Linked DNA regions of Homo sapiens: region 2 is linked to region 1. A link is an interaction called in ENCODE POLR2A ChIA-PET data of the cell type or tissue named here. Cell type or tissue: IMR-90. All regions are shown on one strand.

Evidence for each region. Peaks named below come from ENCODE experiments on the same cell type or tissue, not always from the same donor. Only the 100,000 strongest peaks of a DNase experiment are listed, where the experiment ranks them.
Region 2: POLR2A ChIA-PET joins it to region 1 with 15 read pairs; 10 of 35 experiments call an interaction of 5 or more read pairs at or near these places.

The regions. Positions count from the first base shown.
Region 1 is chr2:30,491,930-30,494,429 of GRCh38, reverse strand. The region is part of intron 1 of LCLAT1 (lysocardiolipin acyltransferase 1); the gene reads right to left. Among named protein-coding and RNA genes, the nearest start is that of LCLAT1, 46 kb to the right of the region's middle. In IMR-90, no CTCF peak of the experiment used is centred here; no DNase peak of the experiment used is centred here.
Region 2 is chr2:30,243,817-30,246,316 of GRCh38, reverse strand. All of the region lies in intron 2 of LBH (LBH regulator of Wnt signaling pathway), which reads right to left. Among named protein-coding and RNA genes, the nearest start is that of LBH, 14 kb to the right of the region's middle. In IMR-90, no CTCF peak of the experiment used is centred here; no DNase peak of the experiment used is centred here; H3K27ac peaks cover 580 bases.

The DNA.
Region 1 (2,500 bases):
TAAAAGACAACACAGGGATTTCCAGCTATCGGGACCATGTGAAACAAGTCTTTCAAAAATAAGCCTAAAAGCCTCTGAAGAAAAAAGCTGTCGAAGTTCACACAAACTTGACTTTGTGGAAGAGTTCTGCTAAACTTCACCCACTGACTTCATATTATATATGAAACTATTTTGTTTTTGGTTTTGGTCTTTTTGTTTTTTGGTTTTAAGACAGGGTCTCACTCTGTCGCCCAGGCTGGAGTGCAGTGGCACAGTCATAGCTTACTGCAACCTCAAACTCCTGGAGTCAAGTGATCCTCCTGCCTCATCATCCTGAACAGCTGTGACAACAGGCACACACCATCATAACCTGGCCAATTATTTTTTTATTCTTCTATTTTATTTATTATTTATTTATTTTTAATTACTTAGTTGGTTATTTAGTTATTGGACTGACTGTAGAGATGGGAGGATCTCACTATGTTGACCAGGCTGGTCTTGAACGCCTGACCTCAAGAGATCCTACCACCTCGGCCTCTGAAATTGTTGGGTTATAGGCATGAGCCACTTCGCCCAGTCAAAACTATTTTTTAAATAACTAATGCCTCTATGTACTAAGAACTTTCATGACCACTACCTTATTTGATATTTCAATATTTTATCTTTATATTGGTATCATATTTAAGATATTCATCTGATTTGATAGCCCCCATTATTCTAGTCCATAAAGAAATAGAAAAAAGATCAGTGGTTGCTAGGGGTTAGGGAGAGAATGTGGCAGTAAAGGGATAGCACAAGGAGTTTTCTAGAGTGACAGAGCTGTTCTGTATCTTGACTACAGTTGGGGGTTACACAACTACACACATATTAACATTTACTGATGTATGCCAAAAGAAAAAAAGTCAGTTAAAAAAATTTAACTGCACTTCTTTAACAGCATGATCTAGAACATGCTTGGTATAACAATATTCCTCCCGGACTTCATTTGCTTTCAATGCCACAGTTTTTAGCTCATGAAATAAAATGACTTTGTAGAAATACTTCAGTCCTTTGATTGTTCAGTTTTTTATGTACATTCTCATGAAACAGTTGCCAATTTATTTTTAAAAACATCACTAAGTTATATTGATATATCAACATTTTAAAATCCAAGTTATAACAAAGTCAGACTTTACAAAAGTTACTGCCTTACAAATTTCCTTGAGTTTCACTATATGAAAGTCTACATTAAATAATAAGAAAGTCTACTTTAAGTCTCTGCTCACAACCATTTCAATCTTAGGAGGGAGGGAGACAAAATTTACTGAGTATCTACCTCCACATGTGTGCCTGACATTACTGCAACTGTCTTGCTTCACTAGACAATCTCACCACCCCTGGGAGGGAGGTGTCTTTCCAATTTTACAAAGAAAAAACATGGGGTTCAGCAGGTTAAACAATGTAGCCCACGGGTCTGGGCTAATAAGGTAGTGGTGCCAAAATAAGCCAGAGCTTTTTTAAAAAGGGCTAATTTTAGTGTGCCCCAAAAATAAGGGTATAAATTTACAGTACATGGAAATGTATAAATGAAATTCACAGAGTCAGTGCAAAATACTGATTTGTCATCTCTAAAAATAAACAACTGTCAAGTTATTTGCTATGTGATAAAAATTCTTCCAACCAAGAAATCTGAGATTATGCTAACAAGCCAATTTCATGCACTAGATTTTACTAGTAACAAAGAAAGCAAGCTCTTTCATATTGCTTATTACCAAGAACTAAAAATATCTAGCATTTTAGGTTAAGAACATAACTTATTAGTGATGTCCATCACATAAGCAGTAACTCAAGGATAAAGTATCATATACCCAAAGGTTTTTTTTTTTTTTCTTTTTTTTTCTGCCCCAACTCTTAACTTCTTAGAGTCCAAACTCCTACTGTTAAAATTCAAGGTCTTCTACAGTCTGGCCCCAAGTTAATTTTTGAAATTTCCTCTAACTATTCAGCTTCCTAACACTCTACTCAAGCCACAGCTGAATTCTTTCTATTGCCCAAGCTCAATTTATACCTCATGTCTAAGCATTTGCTCATATACCCGCTTTACTCCTCTCAAGGAAATTCAACCCCATCCTACAAGTCCAGCTCAGTTCTCTCCTCCTACAGTAACCCTACCCAAACTATCAGTTCAGAAAAGTCTCCTTCCTTCCCTAGAAGTATAAGACTTAACTATTCATAATGTACATAGTGTTATTGTGTTAAACTGATATTTATCTCACTTTTTTCATGTATGTCTTATTTCTACATGTCAGAGACCTGTTACGTCCATTCTTGTATCATCCTCACCTAGTGGGTAGCCAGAAAATGTGTATTTTTTAAAATTTTAGGCTACAAGTTAAATAAGATGGTACTTAAATATATGTATGGATACATACGACATGATACATAAATGCCTAATGTATGCTCAACCTAGACACAGTATTACAGTTTCCCTTTAGGAATAAAAACGTTTAAAACACACATTTTATCTTTTTTGCAATTAAAG
Region 2 (2,500 bases), 250 kb after region 1:
AGACCAAAAGGTTTGAGAATAGTTGGCCTGGAGAAATAATCCTCAGTAAGATGACTATGGGCCAGGTGCAGTGGCTCACGCCTATAATCCCAGCACTTTAGGAGGTAAGGCGGGCAGATCACTTGAGGTCAAGAGTTTGAGACCAGCCTGGCCAACATGGCAAAACCTCATTTCTACTAAAAACACAAAAATTAGCCAGGCGTGGTGGTGCACGCCTGTGATTCCAGCTACTTGGGAGGCTGAGGCATGAGAATCCCTTGAACCCGGAAGGCGGAGGTTGCAGTGAGCTGGGATGGCACCACTGCATCCTGGGTGACGGAGTGAGATTGTGTCTCAAGGGAAAAAAAAAAAAAAAAGACTATGTAAGTCAAGGTTGAAAAACAACATATTTTAAAACTGGTAAAGATTTGAGGGGAACATAAAAGGTGCCTTCTGATATCTGAAAGGCTGATAGGTAGGGAAAGAACAGGTTTTTGTTGTTGCTTTTGTTTTTTAAACTCCAACGGGCACATCTTAGGATTAGGATGGTGGATTTCATGTCATTATTCGACTTTTAAAAAACACAATAAGGATTAGTTCTCTCACTTATACACATGGAAATCAGGCCCAAATAGGTGATGTGAGTTGCCTGAGATGACATAGGTAGCAGCAAAGCCAAGATTAGAAACCAGTTATCCGGATTCTTAAGTCTGTAATCCCTCTGTGCTGAGAGGTTCTGGACTCTGTGTCACAGTGTCCAAAGAATATCTAGGTAACCCGATGTCAGGCTACTGTAGAGGACATTCCTTATCAAGGTGATAGGACCAAGCTCAAAGCTGCCCTCCCCTCTGAGGACCTACAGTGCCATCGCTTTGATTCTGAAGAAAGTGTACGTATCCATGGTTTCCGAACTTCTAGTGTAGTCCCCAGTGGAATTCTGAACAACTCTGTCTCCTTTCACATGTTCTAAAATCCCTGATATATTATACATATTGACATTTTAAAATAAAATATACATACCACTCTTTTAAATGTACTAAATGGATTACAAATACCATAAGAATTTGACGGCAACCATGACCTATTAAAAAACTCAAGAACAAGCTCTTAAGTCAAATCTTGTATTCTTACTTTCTCTATGTAAAACTGTATTTCCATTCTACTTCTCCACAGAATTTTTTCTTGATGTAATATATTTTTATGTTTGAAAGTTTTTAGTCATTAGCTTTTCATAATTCTCTACAATAAAAAGATGTATTTATGCATACAAAATGATATTTTAAAAAATGTCCTACTTTAAGGCTTTGTTAATTTACAAATTCTGGATTGGTTTATTGCAGCTATTAGTATATAACTGATCAACAAACATATCACAAATAATTATTAAACACAAAGGTAAATTTTTATTGAGGTTTCTTTTTTTTCTGTTTGTTTGAGACAGGGTCTCACTTTTACCCAGGCTGGAGTGCAGTGGTGCGATCTCAGCTCACTGCAGCCTCCACCTCCTGGGCTCAAGCGATCCTCCCACCCCAGCCCCTCAAGTAGCTGGGACTACGGGTGCACACCACCACGCCTGGCTAATTTTTTTTTGTATTTGTTGTAGAGATGGAGTTTCCCTATGTTGCCCAGGCTGGTCTCAAACTCCTGAGCTCAAGCAATCTGCCCACCTCAGCCTCTCAAAGTGCTGGGATTATAGGTGTGAGCCACGCGTCCAGCCTTAATGAAGGTTTCTTACTGCAATAGTGAGTTGAATTGCGACAGGTTCTCCTCTTGTAAAGGGGGAGAAGGGCAGTTTTGAAAGAAAGGTAGGACAAGGAAGCAGGTGAAGCTAGTCTTCAGGAAATGCAATTTGCAAAAAGCAAGAGAAGAAGGCTTAAGATGTGGAAATGGATTTCCTGAAAACCCTCCCTGCCATCATGTCCTTTGGAAAGTGTCTGTGAACCCCAGAGGCAGCTGTCCTCCCATTTTAACATTTTGTTAAAATGTGAAGTAGTATAAGCATTATTAAGAAGTAATTTGGCATACAAATCTCTAACACTCAACTGCCAATGAAAACAGTCAGGAAGGTTCCTGATGCTTCAACTGCCATACCCGAGGGGCACATGACCAAAGAGATACCCATTTTAGAGGATCCTAAAAGGATTGTGCTGTGGAATTTCACACTCATGTAAGCTGGTATGTGTCAGCCTTGTGATATCACCTTCATCATCCCTGTTATGTCCACATACATGTCTTAGTTTCCTCCACTCATTTATTTAAAACATACTTGTTTAAAAATCTACCACTACATAAATGGAAAACTAGTCTTACATTTTTCAAGCTGTCTGTATAGCACCTAAATGAACTTTGTAAACCATCAGGAGTATGTGGACCCTGCTAGAGCACTGGCCTGGGCTGTCTACGTGTTGCAAAGCACCTAGACCCTTGGAGAGTTGTTGGGTACGTGGCCCTTCGACACTGGGTCCAAGACTTCCATTATGTTAAGATCTACTTTTAAGAGTCCAGCCCAGGCCAGGCGCAG